Regions from separate parts of the Homo sapiens genome. Here region 1 is linked to region 2. A link is an interaction called in ENCODE POLR2A ChIA-PET data of the cell type or tissue named here. Cell type or tissue: PC-3. All regions are shown on one strand. Each heading gives the region's core, and the rest is flanking DNA. Links, peaks and the distances in the headings are about the cores only.

What was found. ChIA-PET counts read pairs that join two places held together with the same protein. Peaks named below come from ENCODE experiments on the same cell type or tissue, not always from the same donor. Only the 100,000 strongest peaks of a DNase experiment are listed, where the experiment ranks them.
Region 1: POLR2A ChIA-PET joins it to region 2 with 13 read pairs; 3 of 35 experiments call an interaction of 5 or more read pairs at or near these places.

Annotation. Positions count from the first base shown.
Region 1 is chr1:241,709,136-241,725,447 of GRCh38, reverse strand. It overlaps WDR64 (WD repeat domain 64), which reads right to left. Exons shown (of 28, transcript NM_001367482.1): 9 at 13,567-13,646; 10 at 2,012-2,151. The region is part of intron 1 of LOC124904603 (a long non-coding RNA gene); the gene reads left to right. Among named protein-coding and RNA genes, the nearest start is that of WDR64, 65 kb to the right of the region's middle. In PC-3, for the core only: no CTCF peak of the experiment used is centred there; DNase peaks (open chromatin) are centred at 7,327, 7,987 and 8,327; H3K4me3 peaks cover 350 bases; H3K27ac peaks cover 1,920 bases.
Region 2 is chr1:241,527,513-241,543,824 of GRCh38, reverse strand. It overlaps KMO (kynurenine 3-monooxygenase), which reads right to left and starts at 11,447. Exons shown (of 15, transcript NM_003679.5): 1 at 11,327-11,447. The coding sequence starts at 11,380. RefSeq lists an enhancer at 11,715-11,864. In PC-3, for the core only: no CTCF peak of the experiment used is centred there; no DNase peak of the experiment used is centred there.

The DNA of each region.
Region 1 (16,312 bases), core at 6,201-8,700, 180 kb before region 2:
GGGGTAGGGGGTGTACGAGGAGGGAGGTGCGGGGCTGGGGGACGTGGAGGGAAAGCAACCGGGTTTTTTTCTTTCCCTTCCCTTCCCTCTTTCATTTCCTTTCTGTATTTCCTGTTTCCTCCCTATTTTCTTGTTTTTCTTTTTTCCTTCTTAAATCAATATAAGCAATAGTGCATTGAGCATCCTTTAATACAGATCTTTGCACACTCATCTAGCTATTTTATTAGAACAAATACGCAGGAAGTTTTTGCCAGTTTTATTTCCACCCAGCAGTATGTAAACCTGTCTGTGTTCTTAAACCTTTGCCCTTCACTCCACTTTCTTTCCCCTACTGACTTGCTAAAGATTTTTGGTATTTGTTCAAGGATATTTTTCCAATTTCTCTGCTTTTTATTGCATTTTTGCCCCCTGCCCCTGCTGTCTGCCTTTAACTTTGTTTATGAGTATAGGGAGGCAGGCTGAGGAAGGGCAAATATGGGATTGACCACACTTCGGCACTAGATAGCTCTGTGACCTTGTGTAAGTGATTTAGATGTCATTTTCCCTGACGTGTGTAAAATGGGGAGAATTACTTTATAGGGTTGTTATTAGCATCAATGAGTTGCATATGTAAAATACTTAGCACAGCGCCTGGCACTTAAGCACTCAATAAATGGTAGTTATTATAATTTACAGAAAGTTTGAATGTTTATTTAGTCATATTTACTTTCTCCTTAGTCATAGGTGCTATGCTTAGGAATTACCCAAAAGTTATAAGACTATTCACCTATATTTTCTTCTGGAAATCTAGAATTTCTATGGTTTTGTATTTTAAATTTAAAATCTTTAATTCATATGTAATGTATTGTGCTGTATATTATGAAATCATGATCTGATTACATCTTTCTTTCTTTATGGCTAATCAGTTTTCCCAACACTTATTGAACAAACCATCCTTTGCTCACATATTTGAAACATTATTTCTGTCCTATACAAAATTCCCACATAGACATAAACTAATTCCTGCATTTTCTCCTTTGCTTCATAGATGTGATTATTTCTGCATTGACTATTGCTCTGTTTTATTTATTTTGGCTTTATGATATGCTTTAATATTGGACAGGGAAAGTGCCATCTCATAATTATATCTTCCAAAGTTTCTAGGATATTCCTATATACCAGTATTTTTACATTAACTTTAAACTTGGCAAGCTGACACTTAAGTAATTCTGACTAGCAATAAATAAATATATTAAACTGATGGAGAATATCTTACAGCACAATATTTCCATGTAGGAACATAGTATGTCCCTTAATTTGTGTTCTTAAACACAGTAAAACTTCATAGTTATCTTAATGTTAGTAGTGAATATTGCCTGTTAAGTTTATTCCTAATATTGCATATTTTTTACTCTTGTGAATGCTATCTCTTTGACCTTTTTTCCTCACTAATTATTGTTCTTATATAGACATTTATTTATTTATTTCCTTATTTATTTTTTAGAAATTTTTATTTTATCTTATTTTTAGGTTGCCATTGCAACTAGCCACCTTATGGAATTTATCTATTCCTACACTGAAAGTTGATTGTATTGATCTCTTTTCAAGCAGGTAATCCCATTATTTGCAAATATAATTCAGTCTCTGAATTCTAATATTTATAACTTTTTTTTTGTTTTATTACATTGGTTAGAATGTTTCAAACACTGTTTAATAACAGAAATCCTCATTTTTTTCCTAATGTTCCTATCTATTGAAAGGCCCCTTATGTTTTACTTTTGAGGGTAAAATTTGCCATCTTTTCAATATTGTTTTTCTTTTACACTTGTTTTTAAACGTGTTCTTACTTATGCTATAATCAATAGAAAGAGAGAACATTGGCTTATCATTTCCTTTTCCATACTGACAATATTTTTCTCAATGATTCAATGACTATCATTTATTTCAGTCAAAAATTGTATCATCCCTATGCCTTCCAACAGATAATTTTCCGGAAAAAACTAGTTTTGTTTTGTTATTTTCTTTTTGTTACCTTTGCAGAGGAAAGGCTGACGACATGTTGATCTTTTTCATTGGTTACGATCTCGGCGATACTGAACATGTGTCCTACAAGTTTCCCTACTGGCTTGGTGCTGATATTGGGGTGCCACAACCGGATGACCTTATCATCTCCTGAAAAGGAGGACAGGGAAAGATTGTTGGTTTTCTGAGGTGGTCAGAGTTTCAAATGTATCTCTCACTGTATCATACCCGTATCTTTCTTCGAACAGCAAATCACAGTCCGTTTCTGGCAGGATGCATTATTCTGTGATTGATGTGCTAAGGGGCTGGCCTTGGTTTGGATCTGCTGCTTCTTGTGAAGGCTGTTTTGTAAAGACTGTATTTACATACACAAATGTGAATTCTCATAAATATTTTATGAGTTCTTTTCTTGACTCAATCCTTTCCTATACTTTGATGCATTAATGTATTATTTATACTTTATTTACTTCCAAAGATATTTAAGGCAGCTGTTCTTTTGTTTTCATTCTTAAATTATGCAAACATTATAATAATGAAAGAAATCAAGGACAGAGGAAACTGCACTTAATCTTCACCATTATAACAAATCAACTGTTGTCATTTTTCCGTCTTCCCTTCTAGCATGTATTCATAGGCATATATAATTTATGTGTAGTTACTACCATAGAATAAATATGGTTTTTTAATTGCTAAAAATCATAGAAGGGCATAATTTTTATAAAAATGTCTTTTCCTCCATAATCTCTAACTCCCTGTGGGAAATCACTGTTAACTTTTTAAAAATATAAATTAGATATATTTCTAGATACATATTTATACCCACTACTTTTTTTTATTTAGGAAAGGCCACGAGCTCATGCCCGCATAATTATCCTTTTAGTTACTATTTCAGAATTTCTTAACCCCTTGTCCATTGATTAGTCCACTAATTCTAGTTTTTTACTTTATTCAGCAATACTGCAACGAATGGTTATTGTACTTCTGTGGTCTTTTTTTCCTTTTGGATTATTTACTGTGGATAAAGTCCCAAGTGTGGTATCATTATGTTACAGGCTATATACATTTTTATCACTTTTAAACATATTGCTAGCTTACTTTCCAAAATGGCTGTACTAAATCCCAAGGCCATCAATGATATATTCTGTCAGTTTCATTAAATTCTGGCCAGCACATGAATATTGTCATGATTTAAAATGTTTGCTATGTTAATAGTTCTAAATGATACCTTATTTTTAATTACATTTTATGATAGCTAATGCCGTTGGGTATTTTTTCCCAAATATATCTGCTAATTGTATCTTCTTCGTCTGTAAATTTTTTGACTATATCCTTTAGCCATGATCTATTGGAATTTTGACAGCACTGAAAATAAAAGTTGAACCAAGAATGTATTATCATATGTACACACACACACACACACAGTTTTATGAAAAAACTGGCTGCATTTTCACCAAAACCATATCCTCTCTTCCTGGATACACATTTCCAGGCTCCTTTGCAGTTAGGCGTGGTCAGATTACTGAGTTTTCGCCAGTGAATTCTGAGAGCTGATTTTAAACTTTACATTTTCATTGTGTCTGACCCATTCACATTTTGGGAGTTATTTTTTACAGTAGCCAGCATTACTTAAACAAATGTGCAGCTGTAATCTAATTATGTTTCCAAAAAGAATAAAAACTGTAATCATTTACAAAACATAGAATATTTTTAAGATATTAAATTTTATATTTCACAAATAGTTCTTTAAATGTCATCCTGGAAACTGAGTCATAAAAACATCAAAGAACTTCAAACTGGGATCCTAGAAGTTGCATAATCCAACTTTCTTATCTCACAAAAGAAAGAAACTAACTCCCAAAGATTAAGTAATTTTAATTGAATGATTTAATTTAATTATTTAAATGTGATTTGTACATCTGAGAAAATGGAATTGAGTTAGTAATACAACAAAGCATGCCTAAGCACCTTACATATTACCAAGGACCTTTAGGCTACTAGACAAAAAGGCTGTATAAAGGCGTTATAACCTAAGTTATAATTTATGTATAACCTAAATTATTAACAGTCATAATTTACATATAAAAAGCCTAAAATTCAAAATAGTCATTTTACATTCTTCACAGAATTAGAAGAAACTATTTTAAAATTTAAGTGGAACCAAAAAAGAGCCTGAACAGCAAAGACAGTCCTAAGCAAAAAGAACGAAGCTGACGGCATCACACTATCCCACTTCAAACTATACTACAAAGCTCCTGTGACCAAAACAGCATGGTACTGGTACGAAAAGAGACACATAGACCAATGGAACATAATAGAGATCTCAGAAATAAAACCACACATCTACAACCAGCTGATTGTCAACAAACCTGACCAAAACAAGCAATGGGGAAAGGATTCCCTATTTAATAAATGGTGCTGGGAGAACTGGCTAGCCACATGCAGAAAACTGAAATTGGTCTCTTTTCTTACACCTTATACAAAAATTAACTCAAGATGGTTTAAAGACTTGAATGTAAACCCCAAAACCATAAAAGACCTAGAAGAAAATCTAGGCAATACCATTCAGGACATAGGCATGGGCAAAGACTTCATGACAAAAACACCAAAGGCAATGGCAACAAAAGCAAAAATTGACAAATGGGATCTAATTAAGGAGCTTCTGCACAGCAAAAGAAACTATCATCAGAGTGGACAGACAACCTACAGAATGGGAGAAAATTTTTGCAATCTATCCATCTGACTAACATCTAATATCCAGAGTCTATAGGAACTTAAACAAATTTACTAGAACAAAAACTACCCCATTAAAAAGTGAACAAAAGACATGAACAGATACTCCTGAAAAGAAGACATTTATGCGGCCAAAAAACATATTAAAAAAACTCAACATCGTTGGTCATTGGAGAAATGCAAATCAAAACCACAATGAGATACCATCTCATGCCAGTGAGAATGGTGATTATTAAAAAGTCCAGAAACAAGAGATGCTGGCAAAGTTGCGGAGAAAAAGAAATGCTTTTACAGTGTTGGTGGGAGTGTAAATTAGTTCAACCACTGTGGAAGGCAGTGTAGCGATTCCTCAAATATCTAGGGACAGAAATACCATTTGACCCAGCAATCCCATTACTGGGTATATACCCAAAGGAATACAAATCATTCTATTATAAAGATACATGGCTGCGTATCTTAATTGCAACACTATTCACAATAGCAAAGACATGGAATCAACCCAAACACCCATCGATGATAGATGGGATAAAGAAAATATGGTACATATACACCATGAAATACTGTGCAGCCATAAAAAGGAACAAGATCATGTCCTTTGCAAGGATGTGGATGGAGCTGGAAGCCGTTATCCTCAGCAAACTAACACAGGAACAGAAAACCAAACACTGTATGTTCTCACTTATAAGTGGGAGCTGAACCTTGAGAATGGACACATGGACTCACGGTGGGGAACAACTCACATTCACTGGGTGGTGAGGAAGAGAGAGGATCAGGAAGAATAGCTAATGGATGCTGGACTTAATATCCAGGTGATAGGTTGATCTGTACAGCAAACCACCATGGCACATGTTTACCTATGTAACAAACCTGCACATCCTTCACATGTACCCTGGAACTTAAAATAAATTTGAAGGAAAAAAAGAAAATAAATAAATTTTTAAAACCCAAAATAGTAATTCTAGTTAATCTGATATTATATATTGGGCCACCCATTAGGATGTATTTCCTGATGTATATTGGATTTTTATTTTGATAGATTATCCACACTGAAAGGGCATGTCAGGTATGGAGGGATAATTAGGTGACTTGTTAGTTGGGTATTTATAAACCAGGCAAATTTGATAGATGCTTCCATAATTCTATGATTATTTTATTGGGCCTCATGAAAAAGCATAGTATTTTTCTCTACCTTTTTTCTCTTCTTCGAGTATCCCAATCCATCCATCAAGTCTCAGCATAGCTTTTCCTCCAGTAATATTCCAGAATACTTCCATATTCTTCAAACCTGAGTGCCCTACCTATGTGCCTCCTTCATCCCCATCATCCTTCATAGTTAATTATTTGTCTGGACCACTATTAGACTCCAGGTGCCTTGAGGACAGGACTTGTTGTTGTTTACTGTCACATATAATCTATAGTAAGAATTCAAAAGATATTTTTTGAACCACTTCAATAACTTCATTGTTGGGATGATGAATCACAGCTCAGAGGTTTAACTATCAAGTCCCCAAAGAGGGGAAAAACATGTATTCAAACAAAAAAATGGATCTTCATTGAATGTTCATCTAATTTTTTTGGAAGGTCATTTGTTCATTTCAGAGGCTCTCACTTCTTGGAGTGTTATTAAAGGCAGGCTGAAAAAAACTCATTGCATAGCTGATGGTTTCCATTTCTTAAGAATTGCAATTGAGTGAATTCATTCCCTCCCAAATTTATATATTGAAGCCCTAGCCCCAACACGATGGTGTTTGGAAATGGGGGGCCTTTGGGAGATAATTAGGTTCCAATGAGGTAATGAAGGCGGGCCCTCATGATGGGATTAATGTCCTTATTAGAAGAGACACCAGCTCCTGCTGCCCCAACCCACCCTCTCTCCCCTCTCTCTCCCTGCCATTTGAGAACATGGAGAGAAGGCAGATGTCTACAAGCCAGGAAGAGAGCTCTCGCCAGAAACTGACAATGCTGGCACCTTGATCCTGCACTTCTAGCCTCCAGAAAATTTCTGTTGCTTAAACCTTTCTGCTTATGGTATTTTGTTAAGGCAGCTCAAGTTGGCTAAAACATCAAACAAGATATTGGAGGGGTTGTGGTTAATGAGGAAATGGAATATTTTCTTAAATTTCAAACTTTCATGCTGCCCTTATTAACAGCAAGAGAGAAAAATCTCTTGAGAAGCTAACTGTGCACTTAGAAATTTTTTTAAATCTATGCTCCCCCTTCTCTTCTGATACCTTTGTGCCCTTAGTATTTTGCAAGATGTGAAGGATACAAAGAAATTCTAGATATTGTTCCTGCCCAAGGTCTACTTTTTCAGAAGACCCAGGTTTACACCCTTTTAGACTTAGTTTGGTTATTACTCTCCGCAGCGCCTTCCCTAATCACCTTCCTCTGCCCTAAACGGAGTTCAGACTCCTTCTTCTGTGTTTTTACTGTGCTTTCTTCAGCTTTCTTTTACAGCACTCATAATTGTCTGTTTACCTATCTGTTTACCCATTATCTGGTGAGCCTAGTAGTTCTCATTGATAGCAGTGTTTGGCAAGTAGTAAGTGCTTAATACATGTTTGCTAAGTAAATGAGTTGGCTTGTAGAGTCACTCATGAAGTGGTTAAGGACACGTATTTTGAGCGAATCATATTTGATTTGAAACCTGGCTCTACCCCTTAACTAGCTTTATGACTTTGAGTAAGTTGCTTTGCCTCTCTGCATCTGAGTTTTCTTACCTATAAAATGAGGATAAATGGAAGTTAACATCATAGTTTTATTGTGAAGATTGAGTGGAGTTGTAAATGTGTAACTGAACAGTTTCTGGACCGTAAACTAACAATTACTATTACTATTATTCTAAGTTCCTACAATGCATTTAGATTATATTTAGGGGAGAGGAACTGATACACAGATATATGAAATATGATCCCTGCTCTTGAGAGTTCACAATCTAGTAGTAGCAATAAGGTAAGGAGATATAGAGGGTAAACAACTATTTGTAAAGAGTATGTCAAATCTGAAGATAGGTCTTTATACTATAAATATTATGGCTCATAAAGAGTTAATTCCCTGTTTTTTTGTTGCTTTCTATTTTTTCTTTCTTTTTTTTTTCTTTTCTGCGTGTGTGAAGCCAGAATTTAGATAAAAGTCACATATCAAAGAGAGGATTTTCTTTCCTTTAGCAGATTCTTCTCTCAGTTGGGTGAGTCACTTCATCTAAGTGCATCACTCTTGATGAGATGAGCGGGCTTAGTTCACACAAAAAAGCAGGAGAGAGATAGCATCTAGTAAACCAGATTTCTGTGGTCCAGGAAGAACACAGGGCTGAGTGGGTGCAAAGAGAACTGATTCAGTCTCAGCTCTGCCAGCTAACTAGTTGTGCGACTTGTCTGGGGTCTCGATTTCCTCATGTAAAATTATAATCTTCAAGGCTCCATCCAGCTCTAAAATTTCATGATTATGTGCTCCGGAGGGAGACATCACTACAGTGAAAGCAGAGGGCAATCTGGAATTTTCATAGGTAGTAAGAAACTCACCAGATATTCAGTTACATGATTCAAACTGACTAATTCCAATAATGCAGTATCTTGACTGCATTTGCTTTTCATTGGGAATTGTCAAGATGTGTCATGCTATTCAGACATGTTCAGAACCTAAGCCTTGCACCCATAGGTGATCTTACATCATGTTGGTGGGACATCCCCTGAAATGGGCATTATCATTCCTGGATGATGAGGCTGGCAATAGGCTATATCCCCAGAAGAAAATCTATGACTTGTATATCACACGAAGAAGAATGCAATAGAGATCTGCCACCTGAGAAATATCTAGGCCTCTTAAACTAATGGCTTTGTCCGTTATTCGTTGTGAAGAAAATCCAATCTTTTGGAGGTTCCCTATTGCCTACTCCACAGATGTCCTCCAGCTCTGCTTGCTTTCGTTGCTTGGAATGGAATCATATGTGGTGGCTTTGTGGAGGCAGAATTAGCAGAAAGGGACAGATGCGAAGCTCTCAAAGCCTATACTATTTCATCTGTATTATTATCACCATCGCCATCATCATCATCATCATCATCATCATATGTTGATTCATGCTATACTTTGTAGTTACCTATAAACTTGTCTTACACTATTAGGCTTTAAATGTTCGCAGGTTAGGAATACAACCTGACCTTTATAAGGTTAATAGCCTAGTCTATAGCAATTGTGCAGAAAATATTTGTTGAACAAAACATGAAAAAAATGCATGCAGAGCCCCCAAAATATCTTTTTGGGAGGTAATTGTGTTCCTACTCTGAATCTTCCATACTAAGAACTTAATTCCTAAAAGGCTAGTGCAAACACTGTTCAGCAAAAATATTCTTGATGGTCACCAAAATAATGCTCAGGAAATTTTTAGGTTTTCTTGGTAAACACTCTGTCCTGGTTTGGCTTTTTTTTTTTTCCTGCAAAAGCTTGTGCTTTTTTGAAGCTCATCAAATGTCCCTGCACATTTAACACATTCAGCTATGCCTAGCAAAGCTGCTTTTATTGTATATTTTGAGTCGTCAGCGGGTACATACCGTACATTTAGCAATGGTGCTTGGCTGAGTCACTAATCAACAAGAGTACTCTCCTGAGAAAAATGTGTTTTCAGTTACTGGGAATTTGCATTTTCTACTAATAGAGGCTCCATAACTGTGACAATTCAATAAATTATGCATGATGAAAAGTATTAGTTGCTTGTCGGTCATACTACTAAGTGTTTTCTTCCCTTGGTGAGAGAGCTAGAAAACCTATAATAAACACGTTTTCAAGCTGTAGATGAGGGTCTTATAATATAATGAACACTGAGGTTAATGAGAGTCAAATGACTTAATCCAAAAACACTGAAGTGGTTTAAGTCCTAAAACTTTACCAAACACATTTTTCCCCCAGAAATGATTAAAATACTAAGATTACAAAGCCTATAAAAACTGGTCAGTTCTTAACATTTTGTATTCTTTTGTGTGTGAGGGCAAAGAGCTGTGAAGAGGAGTTGGTTAAGATTAATGTGACAGCATAATGTGACAATCAGATTTTAGAATCAAATTTCACATTAGCCATATATTTACGTACTGCTTTTTCAAAGGGTTTCATGTGCAGGGTTTGCATTGAAAGAGGAAGAGGGCTAATATTTTTGCCTAACTAAAGACATGCAACGGCGACAGGAGGATTCATTGCAGTTTGATTCTCAAACATGTTTGCTGCTTTATCTCTCACACCAAGGGGCTCTCCCTCCCTCATCTCTTGCATCCTCCTTCTGATGTGTGATCCAAACCAAAAACTGTGCCCATTTCCGTTGGAAGTAATAAGCCAAGACAGTCATTAACTCAGGAAGGAGCAATGGGGATCAAGCAGTTGGGATATAAGTAACCCACGTCTTTTTCTGAAAGTATCCCACTTCTTTTTCTGATTCTAGCATTTGTTTCTTGATGTCTTCTAGACTTCAGTATGGAGATCTTTAAATAACTGTAATTAGTTTGGTTGAGAGACTTGGATTCCTGTTTTTCTTAGAATCATCACTACCAAGTATCAAGAAACTTGCTCCCTACCCAAGCCATGACTCCCACACACTTCTTTACAGACTTCTTATCCATATGCCTTCCTTTCTTTTCTTCATGTCCTCACTTGAGTCTTAGAGGTTTGTGGACAATTAATGTTTTGGTATTTCTGAGTGCACAAAGCTGTAATTATATATTGAGTAGCATCTAATTGGCAAACTGGGTTCCAAATTTTCCAAAGGACATTTTTAGTTTATCTCCCTGTGAACAGGCAGTTCTTTAAAAAATAGAATCACAGTATTTTAGGCTCAGAGGGATCTTGAAATGTATTTAGTCCCACTTCCTCATTTTCACCAGATAAGGAAAATGAGCAAAAGGGAGCAATTAAGTGATTGCTGAAAAATCAGAGTTGGTGATTGGCCAGGCGATGGCTAAACCCAGCTATTCTAACTTCTAGTGCATTGTTTTTATTTGTTGTGCTTGCCAATAGGCTACTATATTATCTTTGTAATACTGTTGGAACCATAAGCTAATTTCAGTTTAGTGTTATAGAAGGCCCAGAGCTGAGCATAGATTTAAATATAAATTTTGAATGCACAGTGTACTTGAAAAAAAAATTAACTTTATGCCCTTAGGGGAGATTCCCCAGCCATGAAATAGGAGCTCAGCTGTCTTTATATTTAGCAATATAGGCACTTCAGGGATTAGGCAGGACACTTTAGATAGGAAACCAAACCGCCTGCTGTGTATGTTTGAGAGTGAGAAATTTGAAAAAATCTTATGATAGACAGAGCCAATAGCACTTACTCATTAAACATCATGGCTCCTTTAATAGATATTTTTGCTGTAAACTCTTTTGCCAATGATGTATTTATTGATTTTTTTCTTGATGACAGAGTTTTCTTCTTTTTTAAAAAAATATTTATTGTTTCTTCCCTTTTTAAAGTTTGGGTTTGCAATGTAGGCCACTTTCTTGATGTTTGTTTGTGTTTCTGTTTTGCTCATTTAAGTCTTGCAAGCCTACATGCCTTCTGTCTTTTACAAGGCCACCCTGGCCTCCTTGAGGAACCTCTGGGAGCTCATCTTCTCCCAGATCCAGGTAGCCTAGGGAGCCCTGACATCATTCATCTCCAACCAGATCTTTTCCTGTCACCAAAAGGAATCTTCTCTTGAATGTCCAATCAACACTTGACATTTAAGTTCACAATTGAGCTTTCTTTTGTTCTTCTTCCCCAGGTAAGCACCCACTTCCTAATTTCTGTACAACTATCAACACAATTGCTACTCTTTCATTTCTCCCACCATACAAACGTGGAGCTGGTTGATTTCTCTTACTAATCCCCAAAAGCATTGCATCTCCAAGTCTTATGAATAATTAATTTCCCATGTCTTTGAGGTCGAGTCTTTCTTTTTTTAAATAATAGCACCTACAGTAATTCAGACCCTCTCCATCTGACTCATGTCTTCTCTAACAGTCTCCTAACTAGAATCGCAAATTTCATTTTATCCCAACAAAACCTCCACCTTTGCCAAAGTGATTTTGCCAATGTGTTTAAACAGAGAGGATTAATATTTATTGAGAACCTATTATGCACCAAGCATAAATTATCTCAATCAATCTCAAACACCATCCTATGAAGTAGGCATCCTTCCTCCCTCCCTCCCTCCCTCCCTTCCTTGCTTTTTCTCTTTCTTTCTTTCTTTTTTCTTTCCGTTCCTTCTTTCTTTCCCTTCCTTTCTTTCCTTCCTTCCTTTCCTTCCTTTCTTTCCTTCCCTTCCTTCCTTCCCTTCCTTCCCTTCCTCCCTCCCTCCCTTCCTTCCTTCCTTTCCTTCCCTTCCTCCCTCCCTCTGTCCCTCCCTCCCTCCCTCCCTTCCTTCCTTCCTTCGTCCTTTCTTTTTGAGACAGGGTCTTGCTCTGTCATCCAGGATGGAGTGCAGTGGCACAGTCACGGCTCACTGCAGCCTCAACATCCTGGGTTCCAGCAATACTCACACCTCAGCCTCTCTAGTAGCTAGGGCTACAGGTACACACCAAATGCTCAGCTAATTTTTAATTTTTTTTTTTTGTAGAGACAAGGTCTTACTGTATTGCCCAGGCTAGTCTTGAGCTCCTGGGCTCAAGCGATCCTCCTGTCTCAGCCTCCCAAAGTGCCGGGATTATTGGTGCGAGCCACTGCGCCTGTCCAGGTGTTATTTTCTTATTGTTTGTATTATTAATAACAAATTTGTATTGAGGACTTTGAATTAGTTTAGTTTTGTTGCTATTGTTGTTGTTGTTGTTTTGAGACAGGCTCTTGCTGTTGCCTAGGCTGGAGTGCAGTAGCACAAACATGGCTCACTGCAGCCTCAACCTCCTGGGCTCACGTGATCCTCTGCCTCAGCCTCTTGAGTAGCTGAGACTAGCAGTCTTTTCATGTTGCCTAGGGCAGTCTTGAACTCCTAGGCTCAAGCAATCCTCCTGCCTCGGCCTCCCAAAGTGCTGAGATTACAGGTGTAAACCATGGAGCCCAGTCAGTTTAATTCCTATAATAACATTATGGGTAGGTACTATTATCAACTCCACTTACAAATGAGATTGGAGCTTAAAGGAATGAATAGCCTGCCCACCACACAGCTCGCAAGTGAGAGAGCCAGGAGTTGTACCCATACAGTCTGACTCCAGGGCCCAGGCTCAAGGCCATCCTATGGATATTAAAACCCCAGTATTATAAATAAGGAGTCTGAGTCTCAAAGATCATTTCAGTCCCCTACCTTCCCCCGACAAAACTTATTGTGTTACCTTTTTCCTTCCTCTTAGCAGATAACCTTTTTTGTTATTTTCTACCTAACCTATCCCTTAAATGTTGGTATTCTTCAAGATTGTCTTCCTGGTCTTCTCATCTGTTAACTCTAAACCATTGGCTCTTGACCTTTTTGGTCATGATCTCCTCTGGAGGATTTGATGAAATTTTGAAATTTTTCTCCAGAAAAAGGCACACGCACACACATAAGTGCCGGGGGCTCCAGGTCTCCTGGGAGACCTAGGAACTCATGCTCTCACACATAAAATAAGCTCCAGATGGATTAAAGCTCTAAAGGTAAAACAGAAAACAAAACAGTAAGAACAAATTCTAGTAAAATACAGGAAAATTTCTCTCACACACTCTTGGGCTGAAGAAGGCTTTTCTAAGTATGTTATCAAATCCAGACGCCAGAAAGAAAAAGACAAACAGATTTGACTTGATACAAATTTGTAAATTCCCTAATGTGTTCTTCCTAGCACCAAAACTCGAAGAGAACGATGTTTGCAAAGTAGAAAACCCCTATGTAATGTGAACCGCCCTCTCACCTCCAGTGACAATCACATTTGCCTTAACACAGTAGCAAAAAGTGTTGGCTCCTCTTGGCATGGAAAACTCTCTGACAGGCCTGGAAAACACAAATTAGATGGAAAACATATATATTTTTCTTTATCAAGTTAATTCTGACTTATAAATAGATTATGTTTGATAGGCTCATTTCTAAGTTGGTTGTAAATCCATTTGCCCCCAGGCCGTATTACAAGTAATGATTAAGTCGTAATTAACAGTAAGAATCTACTTACTCCATTATGTGGTGATATTCGCGTAGTACTTTGTATTGTTCCTGTTTAAAAGAAAATCCAGCCCTCCATGCTGGGTTTGTGGTTTTGCTTGTGGTGAGGATGGGCCGACCTGTTATAAGGTCTTAATCCGGAAAGGGTATTGGGTGGTTAAGTGAGTCTGTTGGGTAGCACATAATGCCAGGAACCCTTTTGGACACTTCTCCTTTGCTCACCAGCCACATCCAATCTGCTGTCAAGTCCTGTTAATTTTTCCTCTGAAATATACCTGAAATCTGACCACTTCTTCCCACTCCCACTGCAGTATCTTGGTTGAACTCTCCATCCTCTCTCACCAGAACTACTGCAATAAACTGGTAATTTCTCTGCTTCTACTATTTTTTTTTTTTTTTTGAGACAAGGTCTCGTTTTGTCACCCAGGCTGGAGTGCAGTGGCACAATCTTGGCTCACTGTAACCTCTGTCTCCCAGGTTCAAGCAATTTTCCTGCCTCAGCCTCCTGAGTAGCTGGGATTACAGGCATGTGCCACCACACCCAGGTAATTTTTGTATTTTTAGCAGAGATAGTGTTTAACCATGTTGGACAGGCTGGTCTCAAACTCCCGACCTCAGGTGATCCACCTGCTTCAGCCTCCCAAAGTGCAGGGACTACAGGCGTGAGCCACGCGCCTGGCCTGCTTCCACTATTGCCCATTCTTCTTTCCTCATTCCCAACCCAAATCCCATTGTCGTGCTGCAGACAGAGTGACCCTTGTAAAATATGAATTAGATCACATCACTTCTCTCCTGTGGCTCCCTGGTGCTCTAAGAAGACTTCATTTCTTTTACCTGGCTGGCCTGGCCCTGAGTGATCCCTATCGCCCTTCCAGGCTCACCCCATGCCCTCCTCTTGCCCCTGTGCTGGATTCTACTCCAGCTATACTCTCTCATCAGCCTCCCTTCTGGACATACTGAGCTCTTTCTGTCCTCAAGAGCTTTTGCACAGGCCAAAGATGTTTGTCTCCCAGACCCCAGCCCCACTAACAACCATCCTCCTTTGGGTGTCAGCTTAAATGTAACTTTCTTAGGCCTTTCTGGGACATCACCCTCCCACCCTCCCACCCATCTCCACCAGTGAAACTCTGTCTTTTGTCTTATTCTCCCTTAAAGCATGTAGCATCTACCATATATTCATATGTATGTTTCGGGTGTTAGTATCTGTGAATGGTATTGTGCCATGGTTAAAAAAGCTCAAGCTTGAGTGACAACGTGTGGGCTTCCATCCTGGCTCCATCACCGTGCTTCAATTTCCTCACTTAGTAGACGAGACAATGGACAATAATAATACCAACCTCAGAGATTAGCAACAACTGAAAGCTGTTACTTCCATTGATCAGATGGGGTAACAGGAAGAAACAGGGTTATTGGAAAACAGGGGCCACCCAGAAGAAGCCTAGACAAGAAGCCCAGACAAGGAGGTCTGGGAGGAGGCACTTGCAGAACTGAGACACACAAGCAGGGAAGGGGCAGGGAAGGAGAAACCTGGCCTTGTTGCTGTGTATGTACATGTTTTTCTTTTTTTTTTTCTTTTCTTTTTTAAAAATACAAAGGGTAGCATATACCATTCTGTTCATTGCTTTTTCACTTAATAACGTATTTTGAAGAGCTGTCTAAATCGTATTTTAAAACTGTTCTTTTTTTTTATTGCCACCAAATACTCCTTTGTATTACTAAATTAGCACTTATTTAATTTCTGAGGGGAACCCGCCTGTCTCAAATTTCCTGTGATTACAAATAATATTGTAATAAACAGTATCTTGTGAAAGGGCTATTTTTGTATATATAAGTATTTCCATTTTAGTATATATATGAATTTCTAGAAATAGTATTGCAAGTCAAAAGGTATGTGTATTTATAATTTTGAAAGATACTGCAGTTCCTTTTTATTTCTCTTTACCCTCTGGACTATACTTTTTACAGTGTATCTCTTTACAAAAACTGGGGCTCACAAAGCCTAACTTTCTTTCTTTCTTTAGTAGAGACAGAGTCTCACTCTGTTACCCAGGCTGGAGTGCAATGGCATGACCATAGCTCACTGCAGCCTCAAACTGTTGGACTCAAGCGATCCTCCTGCCTCAACCTCCCAAGTAGCTGGAACCATAGTATGAGCCCCTGCACCTGGCCAAAGCCTAACTTTAAGGTAGTTTATATTTTGGAGTTGTGTTTGAGATATTGAACCTAAGGGGTAATAACCAGAAATATCTTGCATTGCAATTATTACCCTAGACCTCGGGCAAGAATGAATTCTTGCCACAGCTGCCCAACTATTGAACTTTCATATTTCTCAATATGAAGGAAATGGATGCAAATTAAACAAAAGCCCATAGAGTGCTCAGAGCACAGTCACAAAATCAATGAGACAGCATGGAAATAAAGTCTGAACTGCAAACTTTAGGAGGATGCAGATTTATGATTTAGCTGAAACATATCTTATTAGTTTAATGTCAGAAAAAGAT
Region 2 (16,312 bases), core at 5,439-7,938:
AATTGTTTTTATGGGAGAATAAGGGATCTCGGGTAGTGTGGGCACATTAAGATTAAATCTAACTTAGGCTCATGAAAATATTAAGTGCTAGAGAAGATGAGGCCTAATGGGATCTCCTACACATTGCTTGTAATTATCTTTTCAAGTTGGATATTCACATATTGAACAAACCAGCAATTCCTCTTAAAGGCATATACACAGGAGAAACTTTTGCTATATGTATATTGGGTGACATGTGCCAGGTTGTTCAGTGTAGTGCCTTTCATAACTAAAATAGACAAACAAAAAAGCGGGGAATAGCCCGAATGACTATCAGAGTGGAATGAACGAACACATTATGGCATATTCACACAGTGAGATATGATATGAATATATTAGCAAGACTATAAGTGAAAAAATAAGACTCAGATAATTTTATACTGCATGATACAAAATGAAAACAATCAGAACTAAACTATAGACATATGCAAATACATAGTTTTTGAAACACATAAGTAGTATTCATATGTACGTGTATACATGAGATAAATATGTAAATAATATAGGATAAAACTATATATAAAGAGGCAAGGGAGTGACAAATAAGACTTGGCATAATGCTTCTAATGGGTGGGGGACGAGTACAGAGTTGATGAAGTCACTGGCACTCTGTCACTTCTTGTGTTGAGTAGTAGATTCATGGCCGCTTATTGTTATTATTATTAATAAACAAACAAACAAGGAAGTAAAAGTGTTTTCTCCAAGACCAGTCATAATACTGTGTAAGGAAATAGATCTCGTATAAATATGACCGCAATTCTGTGTAACGGAGGTTCAAATAAATTTAAAGAAAAAATACAATAGTAGGTGTTACGTCGGTTCAGCCAGAAGGGGTAGTAATGGGCGTGGCTAACAATATAGCTTTCAGACTGTAATTTTCTTTCCCCTCTCACTTTCTGTAAAAAGTGCTTAATTGGGAATAACTGCCAGTGCCATCTTGAGTTGTTAAGCTGGCAGGAAGGACTAAGACAGAAATATATAAGTGGAAAGAAAATGTGGTGTGTAAAGCATGCTAAGCGCACCACACACTCTTGGTTAAGGCACAGCTGGGTTCCTGAGCATAAATAGTGAAGGAGGACAGCACAGGAGAGAAGAAATTGGGCAGGGTTAGACAGCTGGGAGAAACAAAACTATTTTTTGATTCTGGTTCTGAGGGTAAAGCCTTAATAGAGACAGGACTGTTCCCAGTAAGGACATGAACAATTATGAAAAGTTTCTGTATTTGTTTCGAAGCACCAAACGTTCACGATAGTGAGATGTTTGCTCACAAAATAATTTTGCAAATTAAACATTTTTATGAATAACCAGTCTAACCTGTTTGTGTGTACAAGACTTTGAGGACATTCCTTGGTTACATAATTATGGATTTACCCAATGTATCATTATCTCGCTTCTCCACTTTCTTCTGTCTCGTCATACTTCCTTATTTACAGGTCATGTGCTGTATAGGGATGCCTAACCTACCACTTAAAAATATTATTTGAATATTTCCTTTCTATAAATGTTGAGGTATGCTTCTCCAGTCTTCCGTTGCTGAGCTTTTCTGTCAGTTCCCATGTGACCCCTCTAACAGCAATTGTTCAAGTAGCCAATGATCATGAGAAAACTGTAAACCATTTAAATTTATAAATGTTGACCCTTGAATCTTACATTGAACTGATAAGCAACAAAAAAATAAAAAGAAAGAAGGAAAGGGAAAAACTGTGATCCTATTAGGAAGAGGAAACAGGATTATAAAAATTCCGTACATTTTATGTCTTTTGATATAATATATTTGAAATTAATCTGATAGTGCAATATTAAACATTTGTCAACTACTTTTGACTTAATGAAGCGTATAACACCTTCCCTAATCCTTAAGAATCATGAATGTTTCTGAGTTTTCTGTCTATCTAACTTTTAAAAAGCTTGTTAATAGTGTTGAAATCCATATTTGGTCATGAAACTATAGTTTGACGTCTCAAGATTTTGATCTTTGGGTATATCAATGCAATGAGAAGAATCAGACTGTTAACTCTACTTACAATGCAATAAGCACATCAGTGTCTTCATACTTTGTTAGTAAATATTACATCTTCCAGAATTGCATATGTTATGCCAAATATTGTTTTATTATTTAATCCTTACCCTGAGTTCTCTAATCTGTGTCATCTGGAATTGATCTCTAAAGCCAAGCAGTGGTCTTGATTTTCCCTCTTATGAGAAGGTGAATGATGCACATTCCTGAGTGCTCTTAAGAAAATTTATGACTTTTACTCTAGTCTTGATCTTCGTCCTGAACTCCATCTGTGACTACTGAACCTGTCTATAGGCATCTCCCTCTCAACATAGCTAAAAGTTGACTTATTCCCATTCCTCAGCCCTCTCATTCTCCTTCTTCTGTATTCTGTATTCCATAAACTTTCTTCCTCCTTATATATTTCATATCTTAGAGAATAGCAATTGCATTCACTAATTCACCCAACCAGGGTAGCTCGGTGAATATTTAACACCCCTCTCTACCTACCAGTATACATGAAGCTAGGCAATACGTCCTATTGATTGTTCCTCTTCAGTCTCTCTCACAGCAGATCTTCTGCTACCCACAGCTCTGTCCTTACATGGGGCCCTCATTAGCTTTTACCAGGCTACTGCAACCGTTTTCTAATAACCCTCTTTCCCCAGTCTGTATGCATTCAATCTGTACTCTGCACTAGAACTAGTCATCTTCTTTTTATTTTCTTTTTAGACAGGGTCTTGTTCTGTCACCCAGGCAGGCATGCAAGGCTGAGATCATAGTTCACTGCAACCTTGAACTCCTGGGTTCAAGTGATCTCCTGCCTTGGCCTCCCAAGTAGCTGTGATTACAGGTGTGCTGCTATGCCTGGCTAATTTTTTTAATTTTTGTAGAGACAGGATCTTGCTATGTTGCCAAGGCTGGTCTCAAACCCCTGGGTTCATGTGATCCTTCTGCCTCGGCCCCCCAAACAGCTGAGATTATAGGCATGAACCATCATGCCCAATCACTAATTATCTTCTAAATAAGATGTTGAATGATTATTTTTGTCTTACAGTTGTTTATTAGCTCCTTATCTTTTCAGGAAAAAATTCCAAATTTTCAATATGACATAATGGATTCTTACATGTGATCCCAACCTCTTTCTCCAGTTCATTATGCACTATTCTCATGCACTATCTCATGCACTATTCTCTTGCACCATCTGTAATAGGCATACTAAATTTACTATATGTTTTCTGAATATGCCATGCACTTTTATTCTTCCATGCCTTTGAATACTATCCTTCCCTGCCTTATATTCAGTTTTTGGAAAATGCCTACCTTTCCTTTAAGACTCATATCCTCAGTGTAGTTTTTCCTGATACCTCTACTCCTCCAAAAGACTTGTTTGCCTTTTCTTCTGTAATTATATATATATATGTATATAGATGTGTTTTAATGTCTCAAGTACATTGAATTATTTATTTATAGTCTTGTCTGACTTCCACCAGGCAGTAAATTCCCAGAGAGGAATAATATTTGCATGGCTTGTATTTTGTCTTTTTATCTCTGATATAAACCACAAATTCTAATGAATTAGAAAATACAGGTAAATGTGAAGAAAAAAATAATTCCTCACAATTTTACCACCAATGGCAACCAATATTAACATTTTCTATGTATATAAAATACATGATATTTCTTTTCAAAATGGTAACAGGTTGTATATTTTCTTTCATAATTTCTTTCAAAAAATGAAAAGTGTACTCTAAATACATTTCCACGTCAAAAGATGTCTGAAGTAAAAGCATTTAATACTTGCATTACATTTGATTGTAGGCAGTGTGCTTATATTTGGATATTCAAGTTATTTTAATTCTTTAGCATTATAGACAATTGTATGACGCATACACGTTTCTTTTGATAAAATCTCACTAATGAAATGGCCCACCAAAGGGCAATTTTGAATAAAAGGGATTGAAACACTGGCCAATTCCGAGCTCCACACCCTCCTTCTACCTGCCCCGTTGGCTCCTGGGCCTTATTACTAGTGGGGGAATGGAGTAAGGATAACAGGGGAATGAGAAAACAAAGAGGGAAAGAAGAGAGTCTGAAGTGAGCTGCGGAGAGAATATTGATGGTCTAGAGCGTAAGAGGAGCCTGCTCAATCTTCCTTTGTCTTGCTTTTGGAATAACTGCAAAGCACACGAAAGAGATTCAGATTGACTGGGGCAATATCATTTCAGAAGGTTTTGTTGGGAGTTTTGAATACACTCCAGATTTGATGTTTTTGAGAGCCTACATTAGATTCTATTTGCTTTTAATTTCTCATTGGCTGAAGGACAGTTGTTACTCTGAATGCAATGCCATGCTTAGGCCAACTTCAAGGGTGAAGTAGCTATTGCTGCTTTCTGGAATTTTTTTGAGACGGAGTCTCACTCCGTTGCCCAGACTGGAATGCAGTGGCACGATCTCAGCTCACTGAAACCTTTGCCTCCCAGGTTCAAGCAATTCTCCTGCCTCAGCCTCCCGAATAACTGGGACTACAGGCACACACTGCCATGCCTGGCTAATTTTTTTGTGTTTCAGTAGAGATGGGGTTTCACTGTGTTACCCAGACTGGTCTCGAACTCTTGAGCTCAGGCAATCCACCCACCTCGGACTCCCAAAGTGCTAGGATTACAGGCCTGAGCCACCGTGCCCAGCCAAATCCCCACTATTTTTAAGACTACAGATGTGTATATTTTCAAGTTGTTTTCCAGGAAAAAAATACCGGCTTAGATTACCATCAACAGTGTATGAGGGTGCTCTTTTTCTTTGAGTAGACAGATAGAGGACTAGACGAATGCATGAGTGAATATGGACAGAAGGGAAATAATCTGAGAGTATTTGGGAGGAGGATGCGCCAAATGAGAAGGAATGAAAGACACACTCTTTGTAGGCACTTAACAAAGTCTGGAGCTGTCTAAAGTTGTTGGTTCCATTCCAGATACTTCCCACCAGATAGCAAATGAAGGAATCTCTGAGGGATGAATTCCCTGAGGTGAGAGTGGGATTTATGAGGCACAGCCACAAAGAAATCCATTCCACCTCTGTTTTTAGAAGGTGCTAGATATGGGCCACTAATGAGAGTTTTTCATATTTAAGAAGGCTCAGAGCCTATGAAATAGAAAACTGAAACCCAGGTCTAACATGGTGAGGCCCACCAAACAGCCTGCCTTGCTTGCTTTTTATTGCTTACTTCTAGTTGATCTCAAAGCCCATATAGCTAAAAGTCATGTAGCCAAACAATATACATCTAATCTGTCACTAGCTTCCTTATAGACAACGTCTCTGGCATGTATGTCACTATGGTAATAGTTGCTTAAAGTTTTTGTTTTTGTTTTTGTTTTCAGGAACTAGGTGTTCTTACCCAAGTTAAACTACTTGAAAGAGACCACCAACCCTCTTTCTACCTTGCCCATTGACTCCTGGGCCTTATTACTATGGAGTAAGGATAATAGGAGAATGAGAAAGCAGATAGAAGAAGGAAAGAAGAGAGTTGCAGGCCCTTCAACTGGGCCTGCACAAATGCCCAAGAAGTGACTTTCTGATACCAGAAGGCCAAAAACCTCACCTTCACAGCATGCTAATGCCACCATTTTCTGAACATGTGTCCTATGAAGAGTCATGAACCTTGATTATGCATGCTCAGACCACCTATTCATTTTTCCCCACTGCTAATCACCTTCCCCACACCTTAGACCACCCTGCTTCTTTACCCCATAAATATCTCTAAGCCCTATCTTTGGAGAGGTGGATTTGAAAGCTGTTCTTCCATCTCCTTGCTGGGCTGTCCTGTGAATAAAATCTTCTCTTTACTGCAAAACTTGTTGATATGGTTTGGTTGTGTCCCCACCCAAATCTCATCTTGAATTGTAGCTTCCATAATCCTCATGTGTTGTGGGAGGGACCCAGCGGTAGGTAATTGAATCATGGGATTGGGTCTTTCCCATGCTGTTCTCGTGATAGTGAATGAGTCTCATGAAATCTGATGATTTTATAAAGGAGAGTTCCCCTGCATGCCGTCTCTTGCCTGCCACCATGTAAGACATGCCTTTTGCCTTTCACCATCATCATGAGACCTCCCCAGTCACGTGGAACTGAGTCCATTAAACCTCTTTTTCTTTATAAATTGCCCAGTCTCAGGTAGGTCTTTATCAGCAACATGAAAACGGATTAATACACTTGTTATCTCAGTAACTGACTTACTGCATGCTGGGCAGAACAAGCCTAGTTTGGTATCAAAACAAGAGTAGAGCAAATAGAGCTTAGTTTATTTTCACATTGATAAAATAATAACAATAAAGGTTAACAGTAATTATGTCTTTTTCATGGTATAGCTCATTAATATTTGCAAAAAATATAAAGTATGCACTTGAATCAAATTCTGTGTAGACCTCAACCCAGGATTATAAGCCATTTGATGGTTCATATGCACTGAGGACGTTTACTTCAGGGAAAGTGAAAATTCTGGGTGACATTTGATTTCTTTTTTTAGAAAGGAGTAGGTTGAGAACAAAGCTAGAGATCTGTGAGCGAGAAAGTGTGAAAAAGAAGCAGTAGAATTTTAGTGTTAAAAGACTAGCAATCTAGTTTTAGTCCAAGAGGAAGAAACTGAGACCCATAGGGTAAGATTTCCTGAGTGTCCAGCTGGTTGCAAACTCTGCTATTCCCAGTCCCCTCAATGAATAATGTTTTTTCCATCCCATGAAGCTGAGTGAAGAGTAAGTGGTGAGGTGGAAAAATCCTAAGAAGAACAGAACAGAAACACCATTTGGGGACAGTTTGGCATCAAGACCATTTTGAGCCTATAAATCCATGACAGGATTTAACATCTATAGCTGTGAGACATAAACTCTCATAGAGTCAAGGTCAAGTTGCCTCAAAAGCAATTTCATCAGCAGAGGCCACTGACTTGACTTGAATTCCAGGGGGCAGGGCACAATTATCAACAATAAGTCAAAATACGTACAAATCTCCTCACCCTCTAAATACTACTAAATGGAGAACTTTCCTGGGTCAAACATAGGGAGAGTAGATCACAAAGCTCTCTACAGTGGGGTTTCTTTTTTGCAGAAAGGAACAGAAGAAATATTTGAATGATATCCTAAAATACATCTCCAAAATACATGCTAGAATAGTGGACATACATTGCAACAGCAGGAGTCAGCTGAGACTGGAATGCTTAATAGCCCTCTTACCAAGGCTCTTGGCTTCAGTCAAAAAATGGTGTCTTGAGTAGCTTTAGCTGTCACTGAAATGGTGCCTTTTTGCTCTGATCACTTTCGTCATACCTGTAAACACTGAAAACAGTTATCAAAAGCAGTATTTTCTGAGTCTTAAGGACTGAATTCAGATGTGGATTAAGGACACTTGTTTAGCTTAGATGGCCTTTGTTTACTTCTCTGGCTTGTCTACTTCTCTCTCACTTCATAAAGAAAAGAAAACATATCACTCTAACATGAAGTAAGGCAGTTTGTATGGCAGTTTTTTTGTAATGCAGGTTTTTTTTGAAATGATGTGCTAGAATTGAAAAGCTACACTGTAGAACTCCTTCCAGCATGCAAAATTGAGATTATTTTCCAAATCCTTTTTTAAGTTACTCATTGAAAGGACTACATTCCTCATGACATAATTGTGTTAAAAAAAAAACTCTTTAAAAATTTCCCATAACTTCTAAAGGAGTGATTCTCCACTTTGTTCTGAAATCAAACTCATGCACAGAAAATATTTTAGTGTGGCTCACATTATAAGGCACTGGGAAACCTTTATAAAGGTAGCAGGAGCCAAAGATAAAATAATCTTTAGATCTACGAAGTAAAAAGCTTCTATGGGGAATAAACTATGCATAACAAAATTTTAATAGAAGGCAGCATTTGATAATGACAAACAAAGCCCTGTGGGCATTTAAAGAGAGGAGAAGCCTTCACAGGTTGATTGTCCTGCAGTTACCTTCTGGAACTAGCAGGAGGTAATCCCATTGGCTGGAGAAGGGATGGGGGAGTTGTAATTCACACAAGGAGGAAAATATCAGTCAATACAGGGGTCTTTCTAAATATTTAGGTCAATGTTCTTGAAATGCTATTTTAACATCTTTTCCCACTTGTTTTTCAATATTTAAACTTTACCTGGTTTATGATTATGGTTTAGTTTCTTTTACCTTTTGTTTCTCATTAGGAGTTTTTTTACTGGTTTGTTGATCTCTTTGACTGAACATGTCTTCAAAGAAAGGAAATCAACTGGTTTAACCCAATATCAGATGATCACTACATCAGAGCAAGAATAACTTCTCAGGGTGACTTTTCATTAGGCAAGTTTACTAGACATGGTAAGCTACCACTGATAAGAATTGAGGGAAGTTCACTATATTTTTTGGATGTCTAAGTAAAGGTTCTCAACTCTCATTTTTTTTTCTAGGGGCCAGGGGAGAGCCTTTAATGTGTTAGACAGTATAAGGTACTGGGATATGGTTTATGGAAAGGAGGAGGTAGGAAGGGAGGGTGGAAAAAAAAACAGAAGAAGATGGGCAAAAATGTAATCTTGTCCTCTATGTAAAGACATTAACCTTCTTGAATTGCTCTATTTAGTCAATACTTTTAAAAATAATTTTCTCAATATTCAAACATGCATCTGTTATTATTTTTTCACCTTTATATCATTAAGTTTTCTCATTCCTCTCATTTATTCATCCACCCAATACATAATGTTAGGCATAATTACAGCCTCTGGAATACATTGGTTAATAAGAGTTTATATCCTAGTTGGAGTAGATATCTAAGAAACAGGTTAAAAAAAAAAACCCAAAGTGTGTAATTTCCGATACTGGTAGATAAGATTAACAAATAAAAAGGGAAAGGGGTGAAGCCAGAAAGGCAGATAGGCTTAGTTCAGACAAGACCTTTGGTAAAGAGTTTGGGTTTTATTTTATTTGTAATGGGAGATCATTGGAAGATTTTAAGCAGGGGATGATAATGATCAGACTCATGTTTTAGAAGGGTGTTTCTGGCTGTGGTGTGTAGTATGGACTATAAGGGAAAAGGAGTTAAAGCTGGGAGACTAATTTGGAGCTTGTTGCAGGAATAAGGATGGCGGATGATAATGGCTTGGGCCAGGATGGTTGTAATGGCTAGAATTTAAATGTATTTTGGATATAGAGCCTCAAGGCTTACTGATGGAGTGAAAGAAGAATAAGCGTTTGCACAAAATGACAATAGGAATCAAACATGATGCGTAAGCATGGACTTGAACAATAGGATGGATAGAATTCTTTTGCAGAGGAATTTTAGTTGCTCCCTAATACGCAAGTAGTAATTTTTGTCTCCTATTTTCCAGCATATGTATGACGTGGTTACATGATGACAATCTCATGTTATTCAGGGAGAAATCCATGGATGACACCCACATTTTTATGCCCCCCAAAACCATATATACAATCACATATTTGTTATCTCTCCCTTGGATTTCTAAGAGACAATTTTTAAAATGAGACATCACTGCTGCCACCTTAGTCCAAGTCTTGAGCTAACGTAACAGCCTCCTAACTGGTCTATCTTGTCATCTTAAAATGTTCCTAGTCATTCTCCACATAATGGTCCAAGGGACCTTTTAAAATCACAACTTAATTTCCTGCCTAAAATCCTCCAATAGTTTCCCATTGTAATTTGAACAAAATCTGATCTTCTTGCCTGGACCTCTAAGATCCTACAAGATCTGGTCTGTCAGCTTTTCTGGCCTCATCAGCTACTCTTCTCTGGCCTCAGGCAGTTCCTGCCTTTCTTTCTGCTCCTTGAACTTGGGCAGCTCATTATTGCCTGAGGGTTTCTCTTCCTGCTGTTCCCTCTGCCTGAAATGCTCTTTCTCAAGATCTTCACGTAGTTAGTTCTATCTGATCATTCAGGTCTCTGGTCACATGTCCCTTCAGCAGAGCAGCTGTCCCTGACCACATTCTAAACAGGTACTCCCAAAGATACTCTCTACAGCACTACCCTGTTTTCGTTTCTTTCATAGTGCTTCTCTTTAACTGAAATTGTCTTATTTGTTTTCTTCTTCCTTGTCTTTTTCTTCTCTGGAATTCTCACCCTCGCATCCCTACTACCTAAAACAATATTGGTACATAGTAATCAGATTTTGTTGAACACATGAATTCTCATTTTGTGCAACATTTTGATAGGACAGATTGGACACAAGCCTAGTATGAAGCAGTGACGACACATGTCCCAACCAGTGACCAACACATCATGTGATAGCATTTCTAAATGAAAATTTAGAATCAGAAATATTAAAAGAACTGTTCTAGCACTTTGGGGAAAAGACACTAAGGAAGGCAGAACAAAAGACAGCATATACTGTATAAATACATGTGTGGCATAAAATATACCATCTATATTCAGCCTAGAACAGTGTTACGCCCTCAATAAATTTTTTGTTGAGTGGATATATGAATAATTAATGAAAAGTCTCCAAATGATTTGACCAAAGGTGATAGGGAAATGATTTAACCTTGACTAACTGGGATGTTTGTATTCTGAAACAGAAATTCTGCTGAGATGGGAAAAAGCAAAGTTGAATCGGAGCAGACCCATGTTAAACAGAACTACCTTTGGCACCATAACTATGAAAGCAGAGAGTGACCTCTCCTTCCGTCTTGTTAGGTATGGGGGAAGCCCCAGCACCTTTACGTCACGTGCTCAGTGAGAGGTGAACACCTCACTCCACTGTCTTAGGTGCTCCACTGGAAGAGTCAAGTAAGTCAGGCGACCACATAAATCTTATTCCCAATTACTCATATAACTAGTGAACATTCAACATGATACTTTGACGTTAGCTTCATGTTTCTTGACCCTTTTATTCTCATTAGACAGCATTAACTGAGTTATTAAACAAAGCGGAACAAATGTTTTTATTAAAATGAATATTGAGACTAATTCCTGTTCCTAAAAACATAGCCAATTTGGGGATAAAATCAAATTCAATTTGCATTATTTTTGCTTTTTAACAAATCCTAAACCAAAATGATGAGGGAAAACAGAAACCTTTGTATTTAATGGCTATAAAATACCTTTCCTGAAAAAGAACAGATTAAAACTCATACTATATTAAATCTATGAAAATAAAAATATTAAAAAAATAAACAAAATAGCTGTATTTAAATATCAGAGTTTTCACAAGAAAATTAACAATTTGCAGAAGTGACGAATAATAATCATTACGAGTAATAATAGTTAATATAATACCACCAACAATAGTAATCCATCTGAAAATTCTTACCAAGCCACCACCAATGACAGCTACTTTTTTCCTTTGAATGACAGATGAGTCCATAACTGCTGAAGTATTTTTCACAATTATTGTTGCTTCTGTCACTGAGTGACACTGATTTCTGTGTCTCCTACACACTGATTTCTCTGAGTTTTTATACTGCCCCAAGCCTAGTGCATTCATGAGCCAGCGGCAATGTTTAGTCAGGGCTAATTTCCCTTGACAGTATTAACCCATTAGTTGGCCAAAGTACAATCAGCTCAGCTCTAAGAAAAAATAAATCCATTACAATAACCAAATTTTTTAAAAAATCCATCCAATTGGAGACACTCTATTTTTTCTATCTTCTGTGTAAGACACAGAAATTTTTAAGCAGTCTTGTGGCTTTTCTTCTTCTTTTTCTACAGCATATATTCTTAGTTTCGTTTTCATTCATGATTAACCATGAATGGAGCCCTTCTCATCTGAAGTCCAAAAACATCTTATACCTCCCTTAGAGAGTAAGATGACATGGTTTCATAATTCATCTGTGGATCATTTTTGTGGTTAAGACCAATCAAAAATTTCATCTAAAGGGTCCTCATGGATTGTTTTTAACAGGCTCTACCAGGGAAAATTCTCTGCAAGGTCTTAATATTCTCCCGATCAACATTTTGAATTGTGTAACTGACCATACTTCCCCTTTTTTTTTTCAGCCCAGATGCTAGAAAATTTAGAATCTAATTTTAGAATCGAAAATTTAGAGTCTAATTACCACTAGGGGAGATGACTGACACAACGCTTCTGTAAACTCATTCCCGACTTCATATTATCTATTCACTTTTTTGTCTTTTTCACTCCGTTTTAAATGTTATACTTTTGTGCATGATTTGCGAATGGCAATTGTTTTCTGGAACATGATGTGGTGTAATGTAAAATAAGAACATAAATGAAGTTGTTTCTTCACTTCCTGTTAAGCACATAAAGAATTCAGAACGTTTTTTTCCCTGGTTAGGAACTAGAGTTAAATGGCATTCAATAGTGACCCCTTGTGGATAAGCATGATTAGGTATTTTATTTATTTTGAATAGGTAATACATTAACATGGCATGAAATTAAAGACACAAAAGAGTACACGGTGAATAGTAATCCTGCTAACCTTGACCCTTGGCCACCTATTCCTCCTGCCCAAAGACAACAACTGTTTTGGTGTGTGGGTTACCGTATTCTTCTACACGTTGATTATGTCTTTCTTGTTCTTCCTCTCTCTCCTTTTCTCTCTCTCTTTCTCTCACTCTCTCATTCCCTTCCTTCCTTTCTTTTTAAACATACATTTAAAAACTTTTTCCACATCATATTTCTCACTTTACAACATATAGCTTGAGAATTCTTCAATATCAATATGTAGAGAATATGTATCAATTCCTCAGTATCAATATGTATCATTGTTAAAAAATCTTTTAAAAATTATGAACTATAACACAAATGAACAGTATAATAAGTTACTGTAAAGCAAGTATCCATGTAACTACCATTTAGGTGCAGAGAGAGAATATTGCCAGAATCCCAGAAGTCTAACGTGCCCCCTGTTAATCACCCCTCCTTCGTAGAGGTAACTGCCATACCAACTTTCTTTGCTTTTATGTATAATTGTACCATGATAGATGCATCCCTAAAATAGTTTAGTGTTGACTTTTTTGAACTTTCCTATAAATGAACTTATACTGTTTATTTTTTTACAACTTGCTTCTTTTTCTCAATATTATATCTCTTAAGATCCATTTGTGTTGTTGCATGTTTTTCCAGTTCATTCATTTTTATCGTCATTTATTATTTGTCCATTGTGCTGTTGATGGACATTTGGGGTGTTTCCAAATTTTTAATATCATGAATAATGGTGTTGCCATAAACACTCTTGTGTATACAATGTCATGTACATATGTATGAGTATCTCTAGGTTTCATATGCTGTTTATGCTTTTTTGTTTGTTTTTTGTTTTTTGGGTTTTTTTGAGATGGAGTCTCACTCTGTCACCCAGGCTGGAGTGCAATGGTGCAATCTCGGCTCACTGCAACCTCTGCCTCCCAGGTTCAACTGATTCTCCTGCCTCAGCCTCCCGAGTAGCTGGGATTACAGGTGCCTGCTACCACGCCTAGCTAATTTTTGTATTTTTTCAGTAGAGATGGGGTTTCACCATGTTGACTAGGCTGGTCTTGAACTCGGCCTCAAGTGGTCCACCCGCCTCAGCCTCCCAAAGTGCTGGAATTACAGATGTGAGTGACTGCGCCCAGCCATGTTTATGCATATTTTTAACCTTTCTGAATAAACGAAAGTTACATTCCAAAGTAGTGCATTAGCTTTTACTTAACACAATGTGTAAAATTTGTCTTCTGCTGTATCCTCACCAATGTATGTATTGCCAAGAATTTTTAATTTTTGCCAGTCTGGTAGATGTGCTTTATATTTCAGTGTTCTTTTAATTTGCAGTCCTTTGATTATCAGTGAAGTTGAGCACATTTTTACCTGTTCATTCACAACTTCTTTTTCTTCTTCTGTATAGGTAGTGTTAATTTTTGGGGGGGGAGGGTGGGAATTTTTTTTTCCTTTTTTGAGTCCCATTGCATATGAACTTTAGTACTTAGATATGTCACAAATAACATTTCATTCACTCTGTGGCTTGCCTTTTTGCTTTCCTAGTGGTGTCTTTTGATGAAAGAATATTCTTCATTTAATACATTCTTTTCCCTTGTGGTTAGAGTTTTTCATGTCATGTTTTATCACTTTTTTTGTATAATCTTGAGGTCATGAGGATATTCTTCCATGTTGACTTCTAAAATAGTTATAATTTACCTTTCATTTTTAGGTCTATGATCAACATGGAGTTAGTTTTTTTGTTTTTGGAATGCTGTGATATAGATGTCAAAATTTTATTTGTTTTCCAAATGAATACCCAATATTCCCTGTACCAATAAATGAAAAGACTTTCCTTTTCCCGCATTGCCTTTGGTGTAGGTCCAGTGTTCATATATGTGTGGGTCTCGTTCCAGGTTTCTATTCTATTTCATTCCATATAGTCTATACTGCCCATACTATACCTACTAATGCCAGTTCCAAAGCCAAATTACAATAGCTTTAATACAATCCTTAATATCTTCATCAATTCACCCACCTTGTCCTTCATTAATAATGTATTGACTATTCTTGGTGCTTTGTATTTCCATCTGTTTTAGAATCAGCCTGTTAATTCCATTTTAAAAATCCCTAAAATAAAAATATGGTTGGGATTTTTGACTGGGATTGCTTCGAAGTTATACATCTATCTGGAAAGAATAACTATTTTGACTACTGCGTCTTTCCATTCAGAATATGATATGCCCCTCCCCACCATCTGTTTGTCATCTCCAAGGCTTACAAAGTTATATTCTTTCCCTGTAGAGGTTTGATCCCCTATTATTATGTTTAGGTAATTGATTTTTTAAATTTTATTGTAAATAATATCTTTCATTTCATTTTCTACTATTAATAGTATTTAGAAACACATTATTTTCCATTTTGTGAGCTTGTATGCAGCAGCATTGCAAAAGTTATTAATTCTATTGATTTTGTCTGTAGATTTTTTGATTTTTCTTTTCACCCAATCGCAATGACAGTCCCTTCCTTCCTTCTTTCCTTCCTTCCTTCATTCCTTTTTGTCTTTCTTTCCTGTTGACTGAATGGTGGATTTTTCTCTTCACCACAATCATGGTAGTTTCTCTCTCTCTCTCTCTCTCTCTCTCTCTCTCTCTCTCTCTCTCTCTCTCTCTCTCTCCCCCTGCTACTGACTGATTGAATGATTCTTTCCATGCTGGCTAGTACCTCCAGTACAGGGTGGAATACAGGTTTATTTCTTAAGTTCCAAATGCATGGCACATCCTAGTTTTCTTATTGTTATTGGTTTTTAGCAAAATTCCAGTGAGGCCAGCTAATATGTGCTATAGATTTTCAAACATGTGAAACGGGTTAAGACTCATTGTATGGCCATAAAGTGGTAAATTTGTGTAAATGCTTTGTGTGTACTTGAAATATATATATATTCAAGTATTTCAGAATATATATATATTATATATATATATATTCTGAAATTAATGTATATATTTTCCTATACATATCCATTAGGTCAAGTTTATTAATCATGTGTTCAAAACTTTTGTATTCTCGCTAACTTTTGGTATGCTTGTTTTGTCAATTACTGAAAAAGGTTATGTTAAATAATCTCACGCTGTGATTGGTATTTGTCTGTTTCTTCAGCATTTCTATCTATATGGAACAATCCACATTTAAAGCTGCTATCCATTACTGGTAAACTAAAGCTTTTATTATTATGAAGCAAATAATTATTTTTGCCTTAAACTTTATTTGATAGTACTATTAGCTTTTATATTTAGGTTAGCATTTACATATTATATCATTTCCAACCTTTTGGTTTCAACTTTCTTTTATTCTTATGTGGCCTTTGTAAACAGCATTCTGTTGAACGTTTTAAAATCCAGTCTAGTCTTTAATCTTTATCTTTTAACTTGAGTCTTCGGCTTTCTGTCGTTTCACTAAGATGTATCTACATAAAAATTTATTTTTATAGATCCTAGCAGGAAATCATTGGGTTGCTTAATAGAGATTGGTTTCTTCCCTTGTCTCTTATCCTTTAATCTGTATTTTCATTGCTTGTCCTTTTGTGCTTCGCTATGGATAGTTATGTTAATGCATTATGTATTTTAATGTATTATTGAATTTCCCAATTCTTTTTTCTACTGTCTAGTCAGCTGATAAACTCATCCATTATGCTCTTAACTTTGATTATTGCAATTTTTTAGTTCTGGAATTTTTATTTTATTTTTCATATGTACCACAATATTTTTAGTTTCCAGCACCCTTGCCAAAATCCTCAAGTTTATGTTTATTACTTAACATAATAAACATGAATGTCTTACGGTCTGTGTCTGATAATTTCTACTGTGGCTTTGTTTTGATGGTTATTTA